Regions from separate parts of the Mus musculus genome. Here regions 1 and 3 are each linked to region 2. A link is a loop called in an ENCODE intact Hi-C map of the cell type or tissue named here. Cell type or tissue: left cerebral cortex. All regions are shown on one strand. Each heading gives the region's core, and the rest is flanking DNA. Links, peaks and the distances in the headings are about the cores only.

Region 1 (6,091 bases), core at 1-5,000, 75 kb before region 2:
GCTAGGCCAGTGGCGCCCTCATCTGGGCCACAGGCCACAGTTCTGAGTTCAGAGTCAGGTCAGATCCAGGGTTCCCCAAGGCAACAGTGCTAGAACGACAGTCCCATCTATGAGGACCCTGGAGCTCACTATTAGCCCCTTTCCCCTCGTGGGTGTCTTTAATGGCCCGGAATGCTCAGAGTGCCCCTGCCTTCTTTAACCGTGTTCTCAGACCTCTACTGTTCGACCCCAGCCCTGTCCAGGGCACCTTTCTCACACGCCTTTCACGGCACAAGGAAAACTGCCCAAATCCAGAAAGGCTTCCTTCTCTAGGCTGCACTATTTGGACTCTTTTCAAATAAGCCACCAGGCAGAAGGTACAAAGACCTGTGCGTGGGGCTTCCTATGGCTGCGTGGCTCCTTTTATTCTCTGCCAAAGCACTAGTAAGCCTTCTTCAGAATGAGTGGGTAGAGTCCAGCCGCGTGGAGCTCTCTACGGGTGAGACCAGCTGCTGCTCCCCCACCCCGAGCCCTTCTTCTCCCATTTAGCAGCTCCAGACCCCCTGTTTTGGGGAAACACAGAGGGCAGCATAAAGAAGTTTGCCCCATCAGAGCCAGGGCTTTGGGGGCGGGTTTCTGGCCACCGCAGCGCCAGTTGCTGGGCAGAAGTGATGAGCAGTACGGAGAACCAATCAGAGGGCTCTGCTCTGGGCATTTCAAAAGCAAAGCTGGCTGTTCCCTATGGCAACGCTGAACAACACGCCGACACTGTTTCTGGACAAAGAAATTTCTCTCAGGAATTTATGTGGCCTCTCATGCTCAGTTTGCTGCATTTTAGGATGCATGCAGGTCTCGTGATGACTCACCGAAATGCAACTGTCCAGAAAGCCGCTCCCATCTGTTGTGCTAAGAGGAAAAGTATTCGTCGCATGGTGTCGGGGGCTTCAGGCCTGTGAACAGGTGTCATCAGGCCCCTCCCAGTGCCTCAAATGACAGCTCCAGGAGCAGAAGCCACCTGCCCCTGCAGGGCAGATGTGTGCTGAAGTGAGCTGACATTTCGCTCACTAAAACATTAAATACTAGCAAAGGAGAGACACACAGCAAAATTATAGTTTCAGTAAGACTTCTCAGCAAGTAGCTTTCAAACCTGTTGAATATGTGATACACACCCACATATTCATCAATACTTAATCCCAAACATGTAATGTGCTCTGATTATTCTGGTCTACTTGTTAATGTTTAAATGATTTTAGTTACTTATGTATCCAGTGTGTGTGTGTGTGTGTGTGTGTGTGTGTGTGTACACTGTGCATATGGGAACACACATCATGATTAAGTGTGGCGGTCAGAGGACAAAAGTCAGTTACCTCCCTCTGCCTTGTGGGTCACTGGGATCAAACTCAGATTGCCCGGCTTCACAGCAAGCATCCACACCTACTGAGCCAGCTTGCTGGCCCTATCTAGCTATTAATTTTAATACAGGGTTCCACTATGTAGACCAAGAGAGCCTCAAACTTGAAATTCTCACCTTCCCAAATGCTAGGATTACAGGCAAATTCCACTGCTCCCTAGCAAGCTTGGGTCTCTCTGGAGTTCTCTCTCTCTCTCTCTCTCTCTCTCTCTCTCTCTCTGTCTTCTGTAACCAAGGCTGGCCTCACGCTCACTATGTAGCTTCTATTACTTATTTTTATTATACTTTTAGTTATTTTTATTTGAGGTGGGGCACACTTGTGGAAGTTAAAGAACAATTCACAAGAGTCTATCCTTTTCTTCTACCATGTAAGACCTGGCAATCAAATTCAAGTCAAAAGGATCGGAATCGAGTGCCTTCACCACTAAGCCAGCTCAGCTCCCAATTTTATTTTTATCTATTTTTATTTTTATTTTTTAAATGCTGATCATGATGTCTAAACTTACTGGAGATTCGTGGCCACAAGTCCAATACAACATCTTTTGACTAAAAGATGCTGATGATGGTAGAAGGGTCCCAGCTTTGAGGTGACACTGCGTCCCGTTCCTGCCCAGTCCTGTCCCTCAGTGGACTCCTGCACAGAAGAGTCACACTATCAAAGAAGTGGGCTACAGGTCAGGACAGTTCACACAGGAGACACAGAGAGGCCTAAGGGTGACAGAGCACATTCCCAGGTCTATATCATGCTGAGGAGATGGAGGGCAGTGGGGAATGGGGGACATAGGAGGTTGGAAATGGGCCACATACACAGTTCCTTTCCTTTTTTTTTTTTTTTTTTTTTCTCATCTCTGTAGGCCAATCAGGAAACAAAAGTGTTCTCATTTTAAGGGATTCATCCCAGGATTCTTGTGTGCACATGTGCACACATGCACATACCATCTGTGCTTTCTCAAACACTTGCCTGAAATTGTACAAGGGAAAGAGAGTCCTGACGTGGTCTTTCTCCACCTGGTAGTTTTGACTCAGCCCCTATCTTTAACGTTTCCTGAAGATACATCCCACTCCACAGCTCTTCCAAGAAAAAGGGCTCTTCAGTGAATGTCACGGGAAGCAGGGGCATTATTTGCAAGCCCCACACAGCAAACCCCAGGAGACAAAGGGCAACACGGATTGATCTATCTATGCCTTCGGTCTGATCCCAGAGGCCATCTTTCCCTCGATGCTGGTTAGTCCCCTCCCCGACCCACAGGCTGGTTCCTTTGATTTTCCCGAACCCTTAGCAAACAAAAGCCAATGGCTGCTGGAATAGTCCAGTAGACGGCAGAGCTCCTCCCACACAGCAGCAGCCAAGGAAGCAAGGTGGGTGGAGCTACTCCATCCCGGGGGTGGGGGTGGGGGGGAGTGTCTAGAAATAGTAAGAATCATTCTAATCCTAGGCAATGCGACATCCTATCTTCCTGAAAACACTGGGAAATGGCATGCTCCCTCATCTTTAAAGCTTGAACGCCACATGGATGCAGAGGGAAGAACCCTCGCCCACCTCCTCTTCCAAACGTCTGCCCAGACCTGCTTGCCGAGGGAGCAAGCAGTGAGCGGCTTGGCATCCCTTCAGTCCTGCTAGCACAAAGCCAAGGATGTTCCCGTTCCGTTGAGCTTACCATCTAGTGGGTAGAAACGGAAATAAATCAACCACAGGTTGATCTATAGCAAGGGAAACTGAGGGACCGAGGGAAGGCAAGGGAGAGGAAGCCTGAGCAAGGGTCAGGGGAAAGGCAGATTAGGAGGCAGAATATGGACCGGAAGGAAAAGGGGCAAGGTACCATGTGGACTGCGGCATGAAAAGCAAAGGCCTTGAGGTCAGTGAGCACTCAGGGAGGCCAGTGTGACTACAGCCAGGAGTGGGGGCAACTCCAGGGGAGAGGAGAGGAGAGGAGGAGCCAAGGATGCCAGGCCCTGCAGGTTATGGACCGGCCTTTGATTTCCCTCTGGTATGGGATGCCCTGCCGGTATCCACTGCCAAGATTAAATAACAGCTTGTAGTCCATTAAAATCAACTTACACTCTTTTCCTCCGTTCGATAGATACACACAGCAAACTGGAACAACAATGACACATTATCTAACTATGTCACAAGAAGTCAGCTCTGGAAACTGCGGGGCAGAGGAGCTGCAGACAGACACAGGTATGGCCCAGCATCTAGAGCCTTCAGGAAGGAGGCAAATTCTTCTTGACAGGACTGTGCATCTAGAACTCATCTCTACACTGGAAGCCCTTAGGCCCTTCCTATAAGCCAGGGGAGAGGGGATGAAGCTGTTCTTTGATAGCTGACCTGGTGGGCGTCTGAAACCCACAGTAGATACCTGATGGCAGACCTCGCCTACCTACGTTGTGTGATGTCTTCTGTTCTGTTTTGGTTTGGGTGCTGAGATCAAACCCAAGGTTTTGTGCATGCCAGATATGCATGTTGTGTTTTTAGTTTAGACTCCAAGTGCCATGGAGACCTCTGTGCCAGCTTAAAAAAGGAGTCTACCTCAGAGCTATAGGAGAAAGAACCCATAGCTCGGGATCTGAGAGTCCTGAACACAGGGCCCATGAGCCAAACAATCCCGCCACGGCCCTCGGCTGGGTGGCCTTCACCTTCAGTGGCCACAGTGGTCAGCTTGGCTGCGAGCCCTCCCCCCACCCCCCGCCCCGACCATCCGGCAGGACCCAGGCTGGCTGGCATCTCAGAACCTTTCCCCCAGGTTGCACCTCTGACTCAGTGGCTTCATGCCTTCGGCATGTGGCATGTGTTATAGCACACACGTGGAGGTCATAGGACAGCTTTCGAGAATCGGCTCTTGCTTTGGACCTTGTTGAGGAAGGTTCGTATGATGCTGCCTTTGCCTGGTATACTCCAGGAGAGTATGGCATATGCCAGTGTCCACGTGCTTCTTCCTCCTGCCTCCCATCGTGCCAAGGGGTGCTGGGATGGGATTACAACATTTGGCTTGGTGGGTCTCTGACATCCACAAGTACCTTTCCTGGCTGCCCCTACCAAGCTGAATCTGACCTTGCTCTCCTGATCCTTCAACTTGAGTGCTGGGATTACAGGTCTTTGCAAAGACCAGGTTTCTCTAGCTAAAGCCTCCCAGAACATTTCAGTGAAGTGTTTTCTTTAAAAGGCAGACATAGCCAGTGGTTTTATAAAAATAACACACGCCTTTAATCCTCAGAAGGTAGAGGCAGGCTGATTTCCGAGTTCCAAGCCAGCCTGGTCTACAGATGGAGTTCTAGGACAGCCAGAACTACACAAAGAAACCCTGCCAGGAGAGAGAGAGAGAGAGAGAGAGAGAGAGAGAGAGGATTTTTGTCAACTGGACACAGCTTAGACACACCTGGGCAAAGGCAGTCTCAGTTGAGGAATTGCCTCCATCAGACTGGCCTGTGAGCATGGCTCTGAGGTATTTTCTTGACTCCTGATGACATGGGGAGGGGGGGATACAGCCCCCTAAGGGTTGCTGGACAAGCCAGTAAGTCAGCAGTATTCTTCCACAGTCTCTGCTTCACTCCTGCTTCTAGGTTCCCACCTTGAGCTCCCGTCCTGATGTCCCTCAGCTGTGATGGGAACGTGGAAGCTAAATAAGCCGTCTCCTCTCCCACGTGGTTTCCGTCTGGGCTCTAATGCAGTGACAGAGAAGCAAATTAAGAATGGAACAGAAGAATTCTAGAGCAGGACTGAGAAAGCAGAAGTTAGCTCATGAGTAACTGTGAGATCTTAGGAAGGCACTTGATCTCCGGGGCCCGGGTTTCCCCTCTTGCACAGCGGAAATATGCCGGTGAGCCCCACCCTGCCCCTTGGGAGCTGTGAGGGGAAGCCCTCTCTGGTAAGGACCCTGCAGCCACCATGCCACAGGCCTGCACTGGGGACACTTAGAATCTAAACAGTGCCCTGTTACTTCAGAAGGGACCAGCCTGGCTTCCCTAGGTGGGAAGGATGGTGGTAACTCAAGGCCAGCAGGATCGGTTGATGTAAACAAAAATTACAGCTGCCTTGAAATGTCAGAGGCAGCCCTGGGGTGTGGCATGAGCTTTCTCACCCTTTGCCCTGCTAAGCTGACTGATCTGTGTCATCTGTTCACTCAAGAGCACCTTCTGAAGAACTTCTGCCCCACAGGCCTCAGCTCAGCCACAGGAAGGCGTCCCAAATGTCCCAGCCCCTCACCATCCACACGATGTTTTCCAAACTGTCCAAAGGCCATCAGTTAAGTGGGTGTGACCAGCATCTTTAGAAGGAGGAGGAGAAAGAGAAGAAATAGGGGGAGGAGGAGGAGGAGGGGGGGAGGAGGAGGAGGAGGAGGAAGAGGGGGAGGAGGAGGGGGAGGAGAAGGAGGAGGGGGAGGAGGAGGAGGAGGAGGGGGAGGAGGAGGAGGAAGAGAAGGAGGAGGAGGAAGAGGAGGAGGAGGAGAAGGAGGGGGAGGAGGAGGAGAAGGAGGAGGAGGAGAAGGAAGAAGAGGAAGAGGAGGAGGAGGAAGAGAAGGAGGAGGAGGAGGAGGAGGAGGGGGAGGAGGGGGAGGAGGAGGAGGAGGGGGGGGGGAGGAGGAGGGGGAGGAGGAGGAGGGGGAGGAGGAGGAGGAGGGTGAACTCCAGGAAGAACCTCCAGCTTTGCTTCAGCATGATATACATGGGTATGTTTAAGCATCCAGAGATGCAGCTCTCACT
Region 2 (5,000 bases), core at 1-5,000:
AAGACTGTGACCCAAAGGACTGGGCTTTAAAAAATTAAAATGTGGTCTGGCAAGGTGGCTTTGAGGTAAAAAGAAGCACTCATTGCCAGTCCTCACACACACATGAACCCTGGAACAAGGAGAGGGTCAATGCAGCAAGCTTCCCTCTGACCTCTACACCTGCAACAGTGTGAATATACACACCCAAAATTTAAATAATTAAAACTAAAGTGCAGTTGTTCAAGGTAGTGTGCCTAGAGAGCAGCCAAGTTTCCCAAACCAGCCAATGCCAGCTACCATGAAGACAGAGTTGCTCCGCTCTCATGTCCACCAACCTAGCCTTGCCTTGCCTTGCCTTTCCTTTCCTTTCCTTTCCTTTCCTTTCCTTTCCTTTCCTTTCCTTTTTCATCTATTTGTTTGTGACAGTGTCTCTCTACGTAGCCCTGGATGTCCTAGAACTTGCTATGTATGTAGGCCAGGCTCGTCTTAAACCCAGAGACCCCAACTGTAATTTGTTTTGAACACTGAGTGTCCACTGTCCCCAGCAGAGCTCGGTCGCCTAACTGGGAACATCAGCCACGGGCATCCACTCTTCTTGCTTTTCTTGAAATGTTCTTCGGAGTTAGTTACACAAATACTAATTTTGGTAGGCCTCTCTGCTACACTACCTGGTCCTCACTTCTCTGATTTTCTGAGAGAGGTGGACACCTACCCCCCACCCTACTTTGCACAGGACAGCATTTGGTACAAGCGATGAAATGGGAGATATGCATTAGCTAAAAACTCCCTCATGGTTAAAAGCCCTTCCATGAAAATAAACTTTCCGCCTAAGAAAATCAACTCTGCTCTCATAAGAACAAAAGCTTACAGGAGCTTAAAGGAAATGAAATGGCTCAGGAGAAACACAAGTCCCCTGAGGATCTCTCCAGGGGAGAGTCCGTGTCTGTCTCTGTAAGGGGCTGAGGGGTCCTGTGCAGAACCTCTTGGGGACCAAGGCAGGAGGTCCACAGAGGTCACACAGCTTAAGCAGCAGCACAGTGGCTCTGTCCCCAGGGCATCCTGCCCACGCTTGGGAGAGGAGAGGCCTGTCGCTGACTGACTACTCCCACTGACACCCGCCTGCAGGTCAGAAGCCTCAGACTCAGCACTGGGCAGACTCCGTCTGCGCTGACATCACCACCATGGCGCAGTGCAGGGCTGTTTACTTGACAATTATATCCAAACAGGCCTGGAGAACCACCTGATATTAACTCTGATGGTGACAGATCTGCACCACTGTGATCATAAAACAGAGACTGTATTAATCCATGGCTTTTTAGGGTTGCAGTACTCACTCACTATTTGGTGTAGCTTGAACAGAGTAAAATACAGCATGATCAAAGGAATGTGATAGAGGCCAAAGGCAAGTAACAAAATATGCCTTGGCTTGCGCTTTGTTTCTATGTTAATATTTTTAACCCAATGAAACAAAGTCCTTAGAGTAGCAAGAGTTTCAAATTCAATTGCAAAAGAAAGAACAGATGAAAGCTGCTATGGTAACCAATTCACCCTTCCCTCCCCCAGACACTGCAGATTCAGAAACTGTCATCCTGAGTCGGTTACAGAGTAGGAGGCTCAGACCATAAGGCAGGCTGAGGACAAAGCTTATGGTCTTAATGGAGCTTAGAAAAAGACTATAACGGTTTGCAGTGGCACTAGGTACTGCAAAGGAAACACTACAGTAATTTCTGTCATGGCTTAAAATTGAGACTGCCAAACATTTCTAAAGAATGTAATAACAAGATTGGAGATGCTGCTCAGTAGAGCGTTATGCCTGGTGTGCACAAGGTTCTGGGTTCAATCCCCAGAACAATGGAGTATGATAAAAAAAAAAAGACCATGGCATTTCCTTTTATTATTATGAAAGAAGTTATCCCTAAGACTCACATAGAAGCAAAAGGAACATTTACGTACAACAGTTCTGCCACCTGGTGGACAAAGACATTACTACAGCCAACATCTGAACCCTGACTATCTTGAAGGAACAAGAGAAGGCAAGTCAGAAACAAGATAACTATGCTGTTTGTTACTATTCCCACTGCGTGCGTGCCCATTCCCCAGCCACCAGTGAAGACCACCATGGAGAGACAAGAGATGACTGCTCCATCCCAGCGCACAGCGCAGGAGGCTAAGTTCTCTTCAGGTCTTAAGTGTACTTCTCTGTAACTGGATAATTCTGTCCTCTTTTCCAGAACTCACATTTGCATATCAGTGTAAGAGTGAGCAGACCAGGCACACCTTTACCCTCAGCCCTCAGGAGGCAGGTGAGTCTCTATGCGGCCAGTTTGGACGTCACTGTGAATTCCGGACCAGCCAGAGCTACATGGTGAGACCCTGTCTCAAAATAGTCAGACACACACACATCCCTTCAACTCTTCCAGACCTGTCCCTAAGCAGGGAGCTGAACACTCACAGCAACCTTATTAACTGTGTGTACTTGGCTGTGCACGAAATAATTCAAAGACTCAAGATCTGCCTGGCTTTAATAGGGAGGGTGGGGTAGAGGGCGGCATAGACTAAGACAGTGCGTCATCTCTCTATTCTTGAGCAGAATGGAAAGAAAGCAGCCTTGGCTTCTCCTGAGAAACTGCTAGCTGAACTCCTTTGCTCGACTACAGAACAAGGATGAGACTCTTCGTCAGTCCTTCATAGAGTATTAGGAAAACATTTAAGATACACACGTGTAAACAATTATCAAATCAACTCTGTCACAACATTTCTTTTTTGCAGTGCTAGAAATCACACCTGAAGTTCCTTCCATCCATGACAGGCAAGTGCTCTCCTACTGAACACAATCCCTTTTATGTTTCTTTTCTCAGTCCTGAGAAACAAATCTAGGCCTTTCCTATGTTAAATCAATTTTCTGCCTCTAGGCAACACCTTCAGTGCCTAACGTATATTTGTATTTTTGTTTGTTGGCTTTTCGAGACAGGGTTTCTCTGTGTAGCTTTGGCTGACCAGAAACTGAGCTCTATAGACCAGGCTTTTCAGAGTATTGGGATTAAAGGTGTGTACCACCACTGCCAGGCTCCTGATATATTTATTTCATTCATGCCCCAAACTTCCTTTTAATGACTAGAGACTGCCTTACAAATGACTCATTTCAAGGCCACCTTCAACTAGGTCTTAGGCAGGCAGGATAGTGGCAATCGGAAAGCTGTTTCCATCTCTGAATCCCAGTGCCTTGAGTGGTTTACCTGTCTAACCCTGTATTTGTAGGCCTAGCAGTGAAGCAAGCTGTATACTACAGGAAGCTGACCTGCTTCACCCAAGTCACTTCCTCTCTATGCCTGATCCTTCTGGGCATGGGGGACAAAGTTAAGAATATGTTGAAGGGGGCCAAGGGGACTTACAAATCCTACCACTTTCAATGCTGCAACCTTGTGTGAAGCTACTCTTCATTCAGCACAGACACTGTGGACACTGCTGGAGAAACAGGCTCTTCAACAGCTTGCAGCACAGGCTGCAGCAGGATAGTCTATAGTAAATTATCTATTGTATGTATCAGAATCCATCCTCCAACAGACTTCTTAGATCTACTTTATGGCTAGTGCTACTCCCTGTAGCTATTTGGGCCCTTGTGGAATTCTCCTTACAGTTGAAAAGAGAAGTAACTCAAACAATTAATTACAATCGTCTTAAATTACTTATATAGGCAGCCTGCTCTGCAGAAAGAAAGAAGTCCTTCCCTGTGAGGGTTTCAGCATGCTTTAACCTACTCAAGTGCTATTTATAGGAAGGAGACTAGAAAACAACAATTAACAACAAAACCCACAAAACCCATAAGTATTTGAGGATGGAACTTGGTTTAGAGCTAATGTGACGGTATCCACAGAATGCACACACAGGATGTGTGAGCCCCAAAATCTCCCCAAACAAAAACATCCATATGGTAGGCTGAAGGATTATCAATGACTTTTAATAATGAAAATAAACTTGTCTGTAAGTAATGTACTTCCCCCAAACCCATTTGACAGTAACTTTTTACATATTATGGTCTAATCTCTTAAACACTGAGATGTCCTTTATGTAATCATAAAAAAGTATATTAAATTCTTCAACAGTGCTTTATTCTCTGTCCACAATCCAATCTGGCTAGTTATTGCATTATAGTTGACAAATTTAAAGTACATCCCAGTTAATTTCATCCTTACATATGCATTTTTTTTTAAGTGTAAACAGAGAGTCATTATCACACCTAAGAAAAGCAGCAAAACTCCTGGGTAAGAGCAACGGATGTTACACCCGCTAGGCTGTCTACAGTACGTAATCCAAATCCAGCGGTAACGCAGAGGATCATGAGCAAATCCCTCTATCCTCTTCTGGTAGCAACAGTAAACTAGTCTCACCACTTTAGAAAATTATTTGGCACTGACTTTTAGCTGAGCAGATGAGACACAAAAATAGGTCAAAGAATGTTTCTGTAGTAATGTTTGTTGTAAAAACTTAAAGCAACTCCCCTCTGTTGACAGGAAGGACAAGCAAATTCTATCGAGGCAGCCGAGAAGCAAATGTAGAGGGTGGATTGGGGGGACACACTGACAGGCAAAAGCAGCCCAGCATGGAAGACAGCTTCAGGCACTCCATTTTAGCCCAGCTCTTCATACAGCACGTATTAGGGACCAGGAGTAGGTACATTCCATCACCCACAGGGCAGCTTCCTAGCAGACTAAAGCCACACTTGGAGATGTCAGAGCAAAGCAGTGGGCTCTGCATCCCACACGCTCTGAAGGTGGTGATGCCCTACACAGATGCACCAACTCTGCAGGTGCAAGGTCTTCATAGCAAGGCAAGCTCTCTTGGGTGTACATGGCTATTCTCTGCTTTCTGCTTAATGTAGCTGTGTACCTAAAACTTGCCCTCACAACCGTTTCCCCCTTTAAAATAGAAATGACTTATTTGCTCCTTAACCTATGGATTCTATTTAGCCTTAAAAAAAAATATATATATATACATATACACACACACATATATACATATAC
Region 3 (6,091 bases), core at 1-5,000, 190 kb before region 2:
GACACGATACCGAGCACGCTGCCTGCAAGGAGACGGACTCAGCGGGGCCCGGGAACCCCGGGGTCAGTGAGGGGAGGGAGGGCGCGGAGGGGCGGACTCACCTTGTGCCACCGCGTCCTGGAGGAGCGCGTGGCCCAGCTGCCCCGCCGCGCCGGTCGCGTGCTCGGTCTCCACCAGCACCACCTGGATCTCGGTGTGGGCGTCGCGCAGCACCTTGGACACAGCCACCTGCAGGCCCTGGTACTGGGGCTGCGGAGGGAGGGGGTTGGTCCGGACTCTGTCATCCGACCAAGCGGGACGGTAGAGTCGGGGCTCAGCTGCCAGCAGCCGGCCCCCGGCGTGTGGCTTCCTTACCTGCTTCAGGAAGAGGTCCAGCAGCCGCGCTCGGTACCGCTCCAGGTCAAATGTGGGGTCGTGGGTCAACGACACGATAGCTCCTGGGACAGGAGGACAGGTTAACGTCACGGACCCCAGCAGGAGAGGGAAGCCCACCGGAAGCGCGTTCCAGGGCGGCGGGAGGGGGACGCTCACCGCAGAGGTCACAGCATTGTCCTTGAGGCAGTAGGGGGTCCTGGCAGGCGGCCTGGGGACAGCGGCCGCCCAAGGGCTGCAGCAGAGACGCGCAGATCCACGGCAGCATCTGGGTGGGGGCACGGAGGTGAACGCAGGAAAGCGCAGCGGCAGCCACGCGCCTCAGCGTGGCCGGGGCCGGCCCTCGCGCTGTGCCCGGTCAAGACTCACTCACCTCGGCGTTGCCACAGACGCAGCCCGACGCGTCGGTGCAAGCTTGGGACCCCACTCTCAGCGCGCCCGACCCGTGGAAGCGCAGGCGGCCCTCGCGGGACGCCAGGAAAGCAGTCAGGTCCTCGTCGCGCGAGAACGTCTGCGGGTGGTGGCATCACCAGCGGCCAGGAGAGCGAGGAGAGAGTCTGAGTGCGCGGGCCCACGCGCGCAGCTGCAGGGTGCCGCGGGGACGCGCACAGGGGATGGGACCCCAGCCCTCCCGTGCCTGCTCACCTGGCCCACTGCCGAGACGCTGCGAACGTGCACCGGGTTGGGGCCTGGGCCAAGCGCCACGCGGAAAGATCCATCGCGCGGGAAGAGGACGTCGTCGTAGCTGCAGGGCACGCGCTCGGCGTCCACGGAGAAGAGCCCGGGCGCCTGAGTCCCGGAGCTCCAGAGGTGCGGGTCAAGCCAGGAGAAGCGATCGGGATTGCGGAAGAGCAACGGGGCGCCTGTGTCACCGCGCACCAACCCACTGAGACCTGCTCCGCCTAGTGCTCCCGCGCCCCGCATTCTATAAGCCCCGCCCCTCTAACCACGCCCCGAGAGCGGGGTTCCGAGCCATGCCCATCTTTCTCACCAGGGTTACAAGCTGGGTCCGAGTCGCCTCCTGCAGCGCTGAGTGCAGCTCCCGAGGCCAGGACCAACTCCCCGTCCAGAGGCAGGAGCTGTGGAAAGCGCAGGGTGAGGTGGCGCATGGTCCGGGCACGCACTTCGACCAACTAACACCTCCAGGGCACAAGGGAAAACCCAAGCTGCGACCTTGGTGGGGAGCTAAGTGAAGTCAGGGCCCGGGAACCTTAACGTGGCTGAGGCTAACAGGAAACCCAGCTAGGTCTCACCAGGGAAAGAAAAGAGAAGGCACACCGGGCACATGAGCCAGGGCGAAAGGACCCCCAACTGAGCTGTAGAGGCGACTTGGAGGATCACATCTGACGCTAAGGAGCAGGGCACAGCTGAGAGCCTGGGAATCCATGGAGCACTTGGGGCGGGAGGTGACATTGCCAGCACCCATCACTTGGAGAAAGTATAAGACAAGGTCTCCCGGGTCTTAGAAGCCAGACTTTAAAATATATCCATTTGCCACTGGGGAAGCGGCTTCAGTTTCAGAGAGAGGGACGCAGGAGAAGGAAGGACATCTAAGAGTGATTTTAGCTAGTTTCGAGGCTCCACTACGGGATCATCTCACCGTTCAAATCCAGTTCTGAGCTAGGACTGTGCTGTGCGGAAGGGAAAGACTGATCCGACACTATTTCCTGGTTCCCCAAGCCTCGGGACCTCATCCCTCCATCTTTGTCCCAGAGCTTAGGGAGACGGGGCCACGGGAGCTGCTCCTCACAGGGCCATCAGGTACCAGTCATCACCCACAGCCCAGGCTCTTGTCCCCACTTGGCCTTGCTAGAGCTTCAGACCTGTCCAAAGGCTCACCCTAGACAGAGGAGATGACATAGGCCAGGTACACCCACGCCAAGGGACTCCACCCACGGGTGGGAACAGACATGATGTATTGTAAGCACAGTGGCACCTCAGGATGGGCGCTCTCTCTCTCTCTCTCTCTCTCTCTCTCTCTCACACACACACACACACACACACACACACACACACACACACACCATGTGAATGGAATGTATTCTTATAAAGAACAGGGCTGGGGTAGAACTCGGGGATGGAACACCTACCTACCTAGCATTTGTGAGACCCTGGGTTCTGTCCCTAGCATCACAATAAACGAACAGAACGGAAGAGGAAATAAGACGAGATTGTAGAAAGCTACCCCACTAGGGACCTAGCACTAGTAGATAAACACCAGGCCTGGTCTAGCTGTGGGTGTTCAGTGACAGGTGGCCACATCCAGGCTCCACAGAAGACGGCAGAGGAGTCCAGGGGAAGGGTGGACATCCAAGTACCAAATTACTGTCTGAGGGAGGCTGAGGCAGAGACATGAAACAATGGGGAGAGCTTTCCAGACCTGAGCTTGGGAAAGCAGACTTCAGCGGAAGCGCCAGCAAGCAGAACCTAATCCACACATGCAGGTATGCTTGATATCAAAGACAGAGACTATCCCAGCTTCCAAGATATGAACAGACAATAAATGGCTGGAGCCATGGCCCACTGGTTAAGGTTCAAGACTGCTCTTACAAAGAATGCAGGCTCCCGGTCCACATGGTGGCTCACAACCGGCTGTGATCTGGCGCCCCCTTCTGGCCTCTAGTGGTTCTGCGTGCACAAGTTGCTTGGAGGATGCTAGTCTTTTTTTGGAGAATTGGAACAGAAGGTGGAACTCCCATGTCATCCCGTTAGGAAATTAGCAAAAGGAAGAGCCAGGCGTGGTGGCGCACGCCTTTAATCCCAGCACTTGGGAGGCAGAGGCAGGCGGATTTCTGAGTTCGAGGCCAGCCTGGTCTACGGAGTGAGTTTCAGGACAGCCAGAGCTACACAGAGAAACACAGTCTAGAAAAACCAAAAGAAAAGGAATTAAGGAAGAAAGGAAGAGAGAGAGAGAGTTCATTCTTAGCTCCAACCACAGGGTCTGAACTAGGGTCTCGGGACCATCAGCCTTTATTTATAAAGCACATAGCCTTAGCATGAGGGGAGGCAGGGGCTGTTTAACCTCTTGCTCCTCACCCTCCGGCTAGCTGGGCCACTGGTAGCTTGTTAACATGGCCTCCAGGAAGGGAAGGGCAGGCACGTTTCCCAGAGCCCACCCTGCACTTAGATACTGTGGGGGAGGGGACAGTGGAGCTGGACTGGGAGACCCCACGTACTCTCTGATGTCCTTTCCCAGAGATTGTCTCTACCCAGAGGCTCCATGGCGGCGCACGACCCAGGGCCAGCCATGCCCGCTGAGGCCACAGCCCCGAGCCTTACCATATCCGAGATGGCGTGACTGTCTCGTACCAGGACCGACACCATCTGCAGCAAGAGGTGGCGTTAGGCGCGAGGCTGACCGACCTCCCCACCTCCAGTTCATCCCCTCAACCCCCCACCAAGGTACCTTGTCCGCCGGGAACTGAACCGCATCTCCCGCGCACGGGGTCCGGTTCTGGTTCCAGTTGGAGGCAGTATCGAAGGAGGTATTGGGGACCCAAAGTTTGTAGGCGGCCCGAGTCATTGCTAAAGAAAGGAAGGCTGAGTGTCGCCTTCTGGGAAGGCGACTTTCCAAAGAGGCGCGGCAGAGGTGCACACAGCGCAAGGCGGTCAGGCCCCACCGCGGCGTTCTCAGGCGCACTCTTAGCTGATCTACAGAACCCGCGCAAACATGCCCTTCTCCTCCCTCGGAACGTCGTCTCTATTCACAGCACTCTGACTGCCCGGGGGGGGGGGGGTCGGAGGGGAATCGGCCCTTAGGAAAGAGCTCTGGCGGGAAGCTCACTGGGGCAGAGAGGGGTCCCAGAGCCCGGAGTTGGCGACCCTGTCCCGATTGTGCACAGAGGAGGCGCCAGGGGCTGGGAGGTCCACGGGAATAGGCTGCGGTTTCTCCACTTCCTGGGCTTTGGAAACTTTACCAACCCACGCCAGAGGACCGGGAAATTGAGGCAGGCTGCCAACGCCACCTCCATATCCCAACCTCTCCTGCGATCGCGACCCTTCCTAGAGAAACCTCAGCCTCAATCAAGGTCCAGACCCAGGGGGACACGGGGCCTACCACAGAGCTGCAGCCACAGCAGGACCCGGCCCAGAGCACCCATCTCTCCGCCGAGGCTCTCACAGATGCGGACTTCGCTCCGAGGGCCCCACGTGACCGGGCGGGGCTGAGGGACAGGGGGCGCCCAGATGTTACACATTTACCTTGGGATCGCCCAGCTGTCTCCTGAGGGCCCTTGGAGGAATCTTCTCAGCGGCTTTAGCATCTGCCCTTTAGGACCCAGGACCCTGGGTACCCAATAAGAGGGTGTCGTCCTGACTTTCCCGGTGACACGGTGTGGAGGTGGCCAAGAACCCTGGAACTCAGCCATCTTTGCCCATCTTCTCCAGGCCTGAAGTCTTAGCCTGGGTGTGTGCTCTGCAGGGATTGTGTGGGTTGCAGAACAGACCGGAAGGGATGTCAAAGGCGCGTGAAGGTCCTGGAAGAGAACAAAGAGAGCTAAGGCAGAGAGTGACGTGCCTGGGTAGGCTGGCCATGAAGGCAGGTTAGAGGTGACAGGCAGGGTGCACGATGAATGGAGAATCACCAGTGAGAGAAATGACGGGTGGGCCAGTCACCAAACGGTGGTGGCAGTGGCTTGAGGAGGGCTTCTGTGAGTACATCATTGACAGTGGCACCTGGTGTTGGATGTTAAATTCCTGATAGCAATGGGGATGACAGTGGCTGGAGAGTGACTGGGCTAATGGTAGAGGGTGGCTCACTGATAGCTGTGGATGAGTGGGTAGGGGACAGTGGGTGGTGGCTGGGTGGGAGTGATGGCAGCTGTAGACATGACTAGGTTGTGTGTGTGGGGGGGAAGAGTGGACCGGAAGGGATGTCTGGTGGATGGCAGACTGAGGATGCTGGGAAAGTGGGGTGAAGATGCTGGTGGGGTCCATCTGCAAGGAGTGTTGGCTGAGGTAACAGGAAGGTCGAGGAGAGGTAACAGATTTTATGTGGGATGAGTGGAAACAGACAGTAGATGAGGCGGGTCCCTTGGCAGGGCCGGAAAGAGGATGGAGATCGGGCAAACGGGGTAATGAGAGGCTACCCCAGGCAAGAAGCTTCCCAGCCCAGAGGTCAACATGTCACTCGGGAGTTGTCTCTTGTCATCCAGCCCCGCCCAGTCACATGTCCCTGTGGGGCAAAAATGGATGCCTGAAGAAGATACCAGGGAGGAGTGTGGGTGAACTGTGGGCAGATGAGGTTTGGTTGGTGGGTTGCATGGTGTGACTTCACAGCCAGCTTAGCAGGTTCACCCCAGACACACCTCTGGCTGTGGCTGTGAAGGTCTCTCCAGACACTGATCGGGCCAGACCTGCACTGACTGTGGAAAGTCTTCCTCTCTGCTTCCTGAGCCATACCACAGCGCGATGTGTATGACATACCAGTATGACCAGCCGCCTCATGCCCTCCCTGCCGTCTCCTCCAACTGTAAGCCCAAACACACTTTTCTTTCCTGAGGCCACCTTTGCCAGGTGTTTTGCCACAGTAGGGGTGTTAGAGGAATCACCTTGGGGTCAAGTTTGTGGTAACGGATGGATGGATGCTGTGACGTCTGTCTGGTGATGGTACACTTGTGAATGGTGGACGGATGTGCGGGTGATGGGAGGCAGAGTTGGAGGGATTGTACAGAGGCAGGAATTAAGTGTTGAGGGAAGTTTGCTCTTGGCCTCCAGCTAG

The links. Hi-C counts contacts between places; a loop is a spot of excess contacts. Peaks named below come from ENCODE experiments on the same cell type or tissue, not always from the same donor. Only the 100,000 strongest peaks of a DNase experiment are listed, where the experiment ranks them.
Region 1: it touches region 2 in a loop (3-fold over the local background); 8 of 42 quality-filtered maps call a loop at or near these places.
Region 3: it touches region 2 in a loop (2.4-fold over the local background); 4 of 42 quality-filtered maps call a loop at or near these places.

What each region holds. Positions count from the first base shown.
Region 1 is chr12:111,159,240-111,165,330 of GRCm38, reverse strand. It overlaps 4930595D18Rik (RIKEN cDNA 4930595D18 gene), which reads left to right. Exons shown (of 4, transcript NR_130987.1): 3 at 3,472-3,572; 4 at 4,952-5,481. Among named protein-coding and RNA genes, the nearest start is that of Traf3, 4.1 kb to the left of the region's middle. In left cerebral cortex, for the core only: CTCF peaks have their summits at 17 (motif pointing left) and 2,921; DNase peaks (open chromatin) are centred at 2,726, 2,906, 3,629, 4,406 and 4 more places; H3K4me3 peaks cover 1,646 bases; H3K27ac peaks cover 3,462 bases.
Region 2 is chr12:111,085,427-111,090,426 of GRCm38, reverse strand. All of the region lies in intron 3 of Rcor1 (REST corepressor 1), which reads right to left. Among named protein-coding and RNA genes, the nearest start is that of Rcor1, 49 kb to the right of the region's middle. In left cerebral cortex, for the core only: a CTCF peak has its summit at 1,943 (motif pointing left); DNase peaks (open chromatin) are centred at 1,196, 1,553, 1,952 and 2,463; H3K27ac peaks cover 1,200 bases.
Region 3 is chr12:111,269,503-111,275,593 of GRCm38, reverse strand. It overlaps Amn (amnionless), which reads right to left and starts at 4,498. Exons shown (of 12, transcript NM_033603.3): 1 at 4,430-4,498; 2 at 3,779-3,897; 3 at 3,652-3,696; 4 at 1,364-1,451; 5 at 1,018-1,235; 6 at 746-883; 7 at 532-640; 8 at 355-437; 9 at 102-249; 10 at 1-22. The coding sequence starts at 4,472. Gm51960 (a long non-coding RNA gene) reads left to right here and starts at 1,858. Exons shown (of 3, transcript XR_003950150.1): 1 at 1,858-2,816; 2 at 3,569-3,774; 3 at 4,379-6,091. In left cerebral cortex, for the core only: a CTCF peak has its summit at 2,981 (motif pointing left); DNase peaks (open chromatin) are centred at 893, 1,341, 2,657 and 2,991; H3K4me3 peaks cover 1,334 bases.